Regions from separate parts of the Homo sapiens genome. Here region 2 is linked to region 1. A link is a contact called in ENCODE Hi-C or POLR2A ChIA-PET data. All regions are on one chromosome and are shown on one strand. Each heading gives the region's core, a stretch centred on a gene start or an enhancer-like site at or near the end of the contact. The rest is flanking DNA. Distances are from core to core; before and after follow the strand shown.

Region 1 (4,992 bases), core at 508-3,007:
CATCCTGCACATGTATCCCAGAACTTAAAAGTTACAAAAGAAACAGAAAACAAATAAACTAACAAGCAACCAGTGCTATGAGAAGTTAGAATGGCACTCACTTTGGGGGTACAGTGACAAGGACTGGGGAGTAAGGAGGACTCCTGGGGGTTGGCTGTGTGCCTACCCTTGATCTGGGCGTGTTCTGTTTGCAAAAATTGCAGTTTGTGAAGGGTATATGCTTATGGTTTGTACACTTTGTACATGGATATCAAACTTCAATAAGAAGTTTTTAAAATCTGTGGGCTCTAACCACAACGCAAAAATAAAATATTAGCACCGAGGTCTTGTGAGACTCTTCTGCTGTGTTAAAAGCGCTCCGTCGTAGGACCACGGGAAAACGAGCAATGTCCTTGCAAGAGAAGCCGGGATTTGATTTTTGGGTCACTGTTTTCCCAGGTGGTTGCAGGGCAGGGGGACGGTTGACTCATTTTCCCTGCTCCCCCCACCCCGCCCTCATCCCCACCATTTGGGGCTGGATGGGGGCCAAGGGCCGGGAGATTTGGGCTGTTGCCTTGGTGATGCTTAAATATTGGCTTCAAGTTGTGATGGTAAAATAAATACGCAAGAGGCTTGGGGAGCTCCAACCGGTCCTGCCCGCTGTTCCCAGGTCGCCATTCAAAACCACAAAGGTGGCTCAAGTACTGTGAAGCCTGGAACTCTCACCTGGGTGGACAGGGGACAGGTTAGGAGCAGGTTGTGTCCTGGATGCTCAGGGATCCAGGCTCGCTGCAGACGTCCACTCTGAATAGACGCTCCTGAAATTCTAGCTCAGTTTTCTGGAAATGTAGCGGCCAGGAATGCAAATCCTGAGCATGGGGAAGTTTGCTCAACCTGTAAAGGCTGGATGGGCACAGAGGGAGTTCGAGAGCTACAATTCTGCTGTCAGGAGACGTGCTTGCCTTCAGAAGGCAAGGGCAAAGAAAACAGAGCTGTGTCTAGAGGCCAGGAGCCAGGCCACATTCAGCCCCTAACCTGCCCCCTGTCCCCTGTCCCCCCCGCCAGGTGAGAGTTCCAGGCTTCACAATACTTAAGCCACTTTCGCAGCTTTGAATGGGAATCTGGGAACAGCCGGCAGGACTGGTTGGAGCTCCCCAAGCCTCTTGCTTATTTATTTTACCATCACAACTTGAAGCCAACAAGTAAGCATCACCAAGGCTTAAAAGATGCCTCAGGCCCATCCTGGAACCAGGAAGCAGAGGAGGTGAGATTCCCAACAGAGCCCGAGAAGACGAGGACCCCGGTGCAGGAAGCAGAGCAGAGCTTTGCCCAAGATAAACTCTCAGTTGTGGTCCTGCCTCTCTTGCCAAGATGCCGTTTGACTTGGAGGTGTATAGCAAGTTCTTAACTCCTCCGGGCCTCAGTTTCCCCATCTGCAAATCATTCTTTTTATAGACGAAGGCAGGAGAGAATAGGACTCCAGCCCTGGGAACACACCCTCCCAGGCGTATCCCAGCGCTCCCTGGCCAGGCAGCTGTGGCAGATGTGCAGAACATCTTTTCGGGTTTACAACTCGGCTGCCCTCAGGGAAGTGGAAACTGTTGGCCTCACCCATTCCCAAAGCATCCAAATCATAAACCGCCACTAAAGTCTTGGCTCAGAAGGTCTGATTGTCCTGCTGTGTGTGCAGGGGAGGGGAGAACACACAACACTGGGCAGGGGTGGGGTGGGGACAGCTCCCTCCGGGCCAAGTTGAAGCACTAGGCAGAGCTGGGAGGGGCCCTGAGTGTTTGACAACCAGCATGAGGTCACAGCCATCCTCCTCCTGGGGTGTGATGTGTCAGCAGGCAGCGATTGGCCTGTGGGCCATGATTCACAGCGGCAAGCATCCCTATTGAAGGCCTCGGCCCTCGGCCCTGCAGCTGCCCTTCACAGCAGACTCCTCACTTTCCCTCCGCCTCCGTCCTTCAAGGGCTCCAGCCTCAGCCGCCAGCCAGCAGGGAAGGGTGACACCCAGCAGCGGCAGGAGCTGGGGGCCCCTGGATACCCCGGGATGGTCCCCTCCAGGGCCACAGGCTGCTGCTCTGAAAAGTGACAGATCTATCCTGACGGTCCCTCTTCCTGTGTCCACACCTCCTACCTCCCACCCCTGCAGGAGGCAGCACAAGGATCCTAGTGGTTCTTTATTGAGCACCTACTATGTGCTGTGTATCAAAGGCTTTGGGTGATAACTGTCCTTTGAGAGGGTGTGTTCATTTCCTGGGGCGGCCATTTCAAGTCATCATAAACTGTGTGGCTTAAAAGAGCAGAAATGAGTTCTTTCACAGCTCAGGAGTCGAGAAGTCCAAAATCAAGATATCAGTGGGCCACAATCCCTCTGAAGCCTTTAAGAAAGAATCCTTCCTGGCCTCTTCCAGCTTCTGGGGGCTCCAGGCGTTCCCCGGCTGGTGGCCACATCACCCCACTCTCTGTCTCTGTCTTCCCACAGCCGTCTCCCCTCTGTGAATGCCTCCATGTCTCCTCTTCTTATAAGCACACCAGCTGTTGGATATAGGGCCCACCCTACATCCAGGATGATGTCATATCAGAATCCTTAATTAATTACCTCTGCAAAGACCCTATTTCCAAATAAGGTCAAATTCTGAGGGTCTGGGTGGACATGAATCATGGGGGCCCACTACAGAGGGGCAGTATCAGTGCCCCCTTCGTACACATGAGAAAACTGGGGACCAGTGATGTGAAGTGCTTTGCACGGAGTCCCTCAGCTGGGAAGTGGTAGAGTCAGGATTTGAACCCAAGTCACCTGGCCCAGGACCCACCACTATACTGTCTTTGCCAGAACCTGACCTCTTCGAGAATTCCTGTCCTGCAACATCCAAGCAGCGGGGAAACAGGTGGGAAATCCTCGGCCTTCAAGAGCAAAACCTAGTCCTGGCCAGGAGCGGTGGCTCACGCCTGTAATCCCAGCACTTTGGAAGGCTGAGGTGGGAGGATCACTTGAGCCCAAGAGTTCAAGACCAGTCTGGGCAACATAGCAAGACCCCTGTCTCTACAAAAAATCAAAAATTAGCCAAGTCTGATGCTGCACACCTGTGGTCCCAGCTACTCGGGAAGCTGAGGCAAGAGAATCACTTGAGCCCAGAAGGTTGAGGCTGCAGTGAGCGGTGATCATGCCACCTCACTCAGCTTAGTTGACAGAGTGAGACCTTGTCTAAAAAACAAACAAACAAACAAACAAAAATGTGGTTCCATACCCCAGTTATTCTCTAACTTCAACTTGTGGGAAAATCCCTGAAAGGAGCTTGCAAAATCACCTTGAGATTCTGACCTATTCAGTGGGTGATAGTGGGCGCAGGCAGACTAGACCCCCAGGCCGGACCTCAGCCTGTCTCCAGCTCAAAGAAGGAGCAGAGACTGGGCTCGGTGGGTCACGTCTGTAATCCCAGCACTTGGCAAGGCTGAGAAAGGTGGATCACCTGAGGTCAGGAGTTCAAGACCAGCCTGACCAACATGGAGAAACCCAGTCTCTACTAAAAATACAAAACTTAGCTAGGTGTGGTGGTGCACGCCTGTAGTCCCAGCTACTGGGGAGGCAGAGGCAGGAGAATCACTTGAACCTGGGAGGCAGAGGTTGCAGTGAGCTGAGATTCTGCCACTGCACTCCAGCCTGGGTGACACAGTGAGACTCTGTCTCAAAGAAAATAAAAATCAGAGAGGAGCAGAGAGCACAGTTCAGCCCAAGGGACCGGTCCCCATGTCCACGCCAGACAAGCATAGTGCCAGCCTGCTGGGGACCAGAAGTCGTCATCCCACCACGGCCGGCTTGCATTGAGCAACCCAAGGAAGAGGGTTTGGATGGAAACTCCGGTTCCTGAAGGAGCCAGTGCAGGCTCGCTCTGGGAGAGCCCCAAGGCAGCTCTGGGCTCTGCCCAAATCCCAGCATGGAGGATTCGCTCAGAAAGTGAGCCAAAACCCTCTTTCCTCTTTACAATTCCAGTGTGAATGGCTCCTCCCCAAGCCCAGCCCTTTCTCGTGGTGGCGTCACCAAGCATCCCCCGCGCCAAGCAATGATGGAAATTCGCTGCTCCAAGTCTTCCCGGCCCGCTGGAGCTGCAGCTTGGACCCTAAGTTGTGACAGCACCCTCCCCTCTGCCCACAGCCCAGAGGAACACAGGTGCAGCTGGCTAAAGGTCCACCAGGAAAACCCACTCACCAGCTCACCTCTGAACAAGACGTCCCTGGCACCTCACTAGAGCTTGCTCGACGAGATCTCATGAAAATACAGGAACTGGCCTCTGGAGAAGCCACAGAGGCATGCCTTTGGTCCCAGCAGTGGGCTACAGCCCTGCCAGCCACCATGCCTGGAACTACCCTGTAGTAGCCTCTGGCTTAAAATCCACTGCGGGTCCCAAACCCTCTGAAGTTTAAGAGGGGAGAAAACAGGCAGAAGGGGAAGGAAAGGAGTCACCTCACCTAGCAGCCCCTATGGATGGGGGAGTGTCCCAGGATGCCTGGGGATGAGGGGCAGGGACAACTGTCATTTTAAAATTTTTTTACTGAGGTGAGATTTGCACTACATAAAAATCACTATTTTATTTTTTTAGTTTATTATTATTTTTTTTGAAGTGGAGTCTCGCCTTGTCACCCAGGCTGGAGTGCTGTGGTGCAATCTCAGCTTACTGCAGCCTCTGCCTCCCAGGTTCAAGGAATTCTCCTACCTCAGCCTCCCAAGTAGCTGGGAGCACAGGTGCCTGCCACCACACCCAGCTAATTTTTGTATATTTAGTAGAGAAGGGCTTTCACCATGTTGGCCTGGCTGGTCTCAAACTCCTGACCTCAAGTGATCCGCCCACCTCAGCCTCCCAAAGTGCTGGAATTACAGGCATGAGCCACCATGCCAGGCCAAAATTCACCCTTTTTAAAGTGAACAGTTTGCCAGTCGTGGTGCCTCATACCTGTAATTCCAGCACTTTGGGAGGCTGAGGCAGGAGGTGACTTGTGCCCAGGAATTCA
Region 2 (5,265 bases), core at 170-2,669, 210 kb before region 1:
GACTTGCTCTGCGTGGGGAGGTGGGGTCTCATTCCCCCAACTTCCTCAGGGAGGACCCCTGCCCTCCGCTGCTCCTCTGTCCTGCTAGCCTTCCTCCAGGAAGCACACTGGGTGCAGATAATCAGGACATTCCAGAGATCCCCAATTTAAGAGGGTCATTTCCATCTCAGGGGACTCCCGGATGGGTGTTTCCGCTCTCAATAGCCCCTCTTGTTTTACCAGGAAAGATCCAGTTAAATCACCCACTGAGGTGACAGCTCATTAGCGGGGAGAGAGATGGAGCATCGAGTGACACTGGGCCATCCAGGCGGCTCTGCTCCCACCAGACAGGAGCTAGGCCTCACTGGCAGGGGGGCTGCCCACAGCCTTTTCAGGGGCTCGCTTGGCGGGTGACGGGGCCGCAGCCAGGCCTTCTCTCCCTGCCCCTTGGTGACCCCGTGGCTTCCTGTCTGCTGGCCTCTCCTGCTACTTATCACTTCACCACGAACTCTCTGCCTGAGACTGGGGAAGTAAGCGGGTATCTTCTCAGTGAGCATAGGTTGGGGACTGTGATCTTGAGAAGCCATGGGCCAGCAATACCTGCTTTTCTGAAGCCCCCAAGGAGGGCTCTGACATTCTTTTTAAAAACACCACAAAGCAAAATTCCCAGGACATGTGTAGTTTTGTTTGTTCAGTATCCCACAACTTAAGGCTGGGAGATGGAACTCTTGGTTAAGGTCGATTTTTCTGTCTGGCTTCTCCGCACCTTCCACTTGCTCTCTGGATCAGGCAGATATAAACTTTCTAGCGCATTTTGAGAGAGGGCTTTCTTGGGTGAGGGAGCATGGCAAAGTCGGTTTCTCTCTGGACTGTTTACACTTCAAGGCGGTGGATTTAGAGGAATCCTGGCTTTCATTTTCAATGCCAGTCTGAGACATGTTCCCAAGCCGGGGCTCTTGTTCACACCACTTACTCTGGCCACCAACAACAACCCAGGCCAGACAGAGCATCTCTTTTTTTTTTTTTTGAGACAGAGTCTCTGTCGCCCAGGCTGGAGCCCAGTGGCGAGATCTTGGCTCACTACAACCTCCACCTCCCGGGTTCAGGCAATTCTCGTGCCTAAGCCTCCCGAGTAGCTGCGACTACAGGCGCCGGCCAGCATGCCTGTCTAATTTTTGTATTTTAGTAGAGACAGGGTTTCACCATGTTGCCCAGGCTGGTCTCGAACTCCTGAGCTCAGGCAGTCTACCCACCTCAGCCTCCCAAAGTGCTGGGATTACAGGCGTGAGCCACCGCGCCCAGCCAGAACATCTGTTTTTACACCCAGAGAGCGCCCCTCGTTAGGACAGAACCACGGTGCCCAGAGCCAGGAAGCCGCCCTCCTGGCGCCCAGCATCTGAGCTTCTACACGTGATGGGCGGGCTCAGGAGAGGACAGGGAGTCGTGGTGGAAGTTCCACAGCTGGCCGCGTGGGGGGGCCCTTGCACCGCACTGCCGCCTCCTGACTGCCCCTATCCCCGCAGCCCCTGTGCCGGATTTCATTTCCCTCCTCTCTCCCAGGGTACCTGGCCCCAGCACTCTCCCATCTGTTCTTCAGGAACCGACTCCTCTCCAGTTGCAACACCAGGGAGAAAGGGGCCTCCACATGCCCAAGTACCCCTGCAGGATGAAGGGCAGGCCGGCCCTTGATGTGCCATTTCTGAATAATAGTCACTGCCGCCGAGTCTAGGATGTCCTGTTCTAACTCAGCCCTGCCTCGGATGCACCACCGATCTGTGCAGAGTGGGTGTGGGAGTGTGGGTGAGGGTCGAAATGCCAAAGGTCTACTTTCCAGAATCAAGTGCCTTCTGCAAATCATGTTGGAAAAGTCCAAACCTGGAGATGTCCCTGTGCCTCCGCCCCTACCCACCCCTTTTCCTTCAGCTGTGTTAGGAAGGAGAAGTTTTCAGAACCCTCTAGGCTGGTGGCTTTCAAACTTCAGACCATGATCTGCAGCAAGAAACGTGCCTTCCATCATAAATCAGTCCATTTGTTTACAACTGTGTTCCAAGCAGGTTTCATAAAGAAATTCTTAACCTTAGAACCTCGGATATCCTCTATGTTTTAGTTTTCATTTTTTTAAAATGCTTCTTAAAATTCACTAAATTGGGCTAGGTGTGGCTCATGCCTGTAATCCCAGCACTATGGGAGGCTGAGGTGAGAGGATCACTTGAGCCCAGAAGGTTGAAACCAGCCTGGGCAACATAGTGAGACCCCATCTCTACAAAAAGTTTTAAAACCAGGTATGGTGGTGCCCTCCTGTGGTCCCAGCTACTCGGGAGTCTGAGGTGGGAGGATCACCTGAGCCCAGGAGACTGAGGCTGCAGTAAGGTGTGATTGCACTATTGCTCTCTAGCCTGGAAAACAGAGTGAGACCCTATCTCAAAAAAAAAAAAAAAAAAAAAGGAAAGAGTGATGACAACAGCCCAGGGAGCAGCCCCGCTCAGAACCCAAGTCCCAAGTTCCAGCACTGTGTTCCCAGGCAGGCTGTTTGCCTCTTCCTGGTCTGGAAGCCCTTGGGTCCTATGGTGGCGGCAGCTCCCACAGTCCAGGTTCCCTGGTGGGGACCAATGATTCCATCCGCATGGAAGCCCACGTGTGCACTTAGGGGCCCATAAATGGCAGAAGGGCCCCTCCTTTGGGAGACCTTGTCAGTCAGCATCTCTAGGGCAACCGTGATTGCCATTTGTAGAGGGGAAGGAATCAAGGGACTTTAAGCTAGATCAAAATCTGGGGACAAATTCTCCTGCTAACTGCAAGTTAAAATAGGCCCTTCTTACTGAATTTCCCTGTTTGTTTCTCTGCAGACAATGCTTTAGCCCTACTCTTGGGCCCCCAAGTTAGCAGAGTAATCAAAGCTTCCTACCGTTTGGCCTACTATTCCAGACTAGTCCCTCGAGGGGTTCCCTTCCAAAATATGCAGGGCTCAGGCTCCCAATTCCGGGCCTGTCTGCTTTGCTTGTGTTTCTCCTGTCCCTGTTCTCCCGGAGGGCCCAGGTGGAACTCACGACAGGGAGGGAGACGCTTCCCAAAAACCTGCAGGGCTATTTCCCAGAATTTGGTTTTCAAGTACAAAACTTTTTGTCCTGTAAGATATATGCAGCCTCACAGAAGCAGCCTCTGCCTCCACTTTACCAGCTACGTTTTTATCTTAAGCACATGGGGCTCCCTTAGAACTTACTCCACTGATTTAAAAAAAAAAAACTGCCTGGCAGCATCTCAGTGTCAGAGTGAGCACGGCACAGGAAAGGCCCGTGGTGACGAGGGTGAGGTGGCCACAGTGACCGGACGACAAATGAGACTCTGCAAATGAGACTCCAGAGGGTGAAGATCTGCGGTCTCCAGACATCATAGGCCATGTGACCCACTAGGGGCCGCTTACCCCTGGCCGTCCGCTGGCTGAACTGAACGCATTCCCTCTCTCCGCAACTCTCCCGTGAGGCTGCACCCGTGTGGGTAGCACTGGAAGCGGCACTGTTTGCATTGTACATAGGAAGGAAGGAAGTTCTTCCAGCCTCACCAGCACCTGGCAGCGAGTCAGAGCCTGTGAGGGCATCCGAAGCAGTGATGCAGTGTCAACCTCCCAGCTGGTGCCACTCTGCCCTCGGGGGCTCCAAGCATTGTAACTCAGTCATGGGAGCTGCCTCTTTGGAAGTGCAGATTTATTCCTGTAATAATCCTGCCTGCTTTTACCTCTCGTCCACTGACCAGCAAGTGTGAGTCCCGGTGTCAGTCGGCACAGTCCAGTGTCCATCTGCATTTGCTCATGCAGAGGGGGTGAGTTGGGCACTCCCTGTTGTTGGTTTTCCTTTTGCAGCACACTGGGCAGTCTCCCTATAAAACAAAAACCCCACCTTCTGTGCCTTCTGCTTTAGAGCAGAGCTCCCCCTCCCATTTCCTCAGTCTTCCCTGCAAAATCTGTCCACCGGGGAAGGCAGCAGGAACCCTGGGCAGCGGGTGTTCTGGGAAGGCTAGTGACAGCAGATGTCATCCAGGAACAGCCACACACGGTTCTCCAGGCCGCCGTCAGCAGCTCAAGGTGGGGTATGAGTGAGAAGCTGAGGATCTCGCAGCTTGTTGCTGAGCAAGGTGCAACCGGGCTCATGCTGTCATCAGCACAAGACGGGATGGCAAGGGCTTTCAGACGCATTTCCAAGAGTCCAGCAAGCCAGGGGGAAGATGATCCCTTTGCCGAAGTGTACCCTCTAGCCAACTTTTGGGAGCGCTTCTGTTTGCAAAGCGCTGGGGATGTGCCTGTCTCTGTGTGACCCACGAACGGGAAGGGAGAGCACTGGAGTAATGACACTTCTGCTGCTGCTTTGATTCTCAAGGCTGATCTTTAAAACCCTCGCCTTGCTGACAGGTGCTTTAAAGGCAGTCTGCATCTTTTCTTCCCTTGGTGTGGGAGAGGTAAACACTTTGATTTGCTGAAAGCTGTATGGAGTATATTTGAACAGCTAGTAGTTAGCTTTGAAAGTGGAAGTGTGAACAGACACTACTTGTGTCGCTTTGGGTCCTTCACTTTACCCCCACAGAAGTCTAGAGGCGTCTGTTATAAAGCGTTACGGGGCGCCTGCATGCAGGAGGAAGGACCTGTATTAGCTGGAAATCATCAGGAACCCAGCTTGCCTCCATCTCTCTGAGATGTGCTGGGTACAGCCTGCCCCTCCTAGTTCTGTCCACCGGGAAGAGCCGGCTGGCGGCAGATCCCCAGGGGCAGAGCCCCTGCTGGATCCTGGGAGCTCATCTTTACCTGTGCCGGAGTGGGAACTGTGATTCCAGCCGGGCAGGTCAGAGTGGAGCAGTGCTAAGAGGCTGTTGCAGGAGAACTAGACGGGCGGGGCCTGCTGCATCTGGATCATGTTTCTGTGCTCTGCCCCGCGCTAGGGACTCAGGGTCTGGGCTTCTGCCAGGTGAGGAGCAGAGAGACTGTTCCCTTGGGTGGAGAGGTGTGGGCATGAGAGCCACCCATTGCCAAGCAGCAAGAATGTTCGTGCTTTTTTCCAGAGAGGGGAACCCCACTGGTTTTTGTGGAAACAATGGAAACTTACAGATGCCTGCCTGGGATGATGAGGCACATTCAGAACAAATGCTTTTTTTTTTTTGAGACAGAGTCTCGCTCTGACGCCCAGGCTGGAGTGCAGTGGCGCGATCTCGGCTCACTGCAAACTTTGCCTCCCAGGTTCAAGTGATTCTCCTACCTCAGCCTCCCGAGTAGCTGGGATTACACCACCATGCCCAGCAAAT

The links. Hi-C counts contacts between places; a loop is a spot of excess contacts on that map. ChIA-PET counts read pairs that join two places held with the same protein, here RNA polymerase II (POLR2A). Pooled maps may share reads with other maps.
Region 2: a pooled map shows a loop between it and region 1 (4-fold over the local background). The contact joins two enhancer-like sites. A Hi-C loop is called at or near these places in 10 of 168 maps with a recorded cell type or tissue (HL-60/S4, KBM-7, aorta and 7 more) and 1 of 50 pooled maps. POLR2A ChIA-PET finds 5 or more read pairs at or near these places in 7 of 52 experiments (CD4-positive, alpha-beta T cell, MCF 10A, OCI-LY7 and 4 more).

What each region holds. Positions count from the first base shown.
Region 1 is chr1:9,471,419-9,476,410 of GRCh38, forward strand. No RefSeq gene overlaps it. Among named protein-coding and RNA genes, the nearest start is that of LINC02606, 45 kb to the left of the region's middle. RefSeq lists an enhancer at 1,894-2,445. Within about 2 kb of position 1,758, at least 4 of the 41 ENCODE cell types and tissues checked have a DNase peak (open chromatin) inside an H3K27ac peak, as active enhancers do.
Region 2 is chr1:9,265,837-9,271,101 of GRCh38, forward strand. H6PD (hexose-6-phosphate dehydrogenase/glucose 1-dehydrogenase) reads left to right here. Exons shown (of 5, transcript NM_004285.4): 5 at 1-5,265. Among named protein-coding and RNA genes, the nearest start is that of SPSB1, 24 kb to the right of the region's middle. Within about 2 kb of position 1,420, at least 4 of the 41 ENCODE cell types and tissues checked have a DNase peak (open chromatin) inside an H3K27ac peak, as active enhancers do.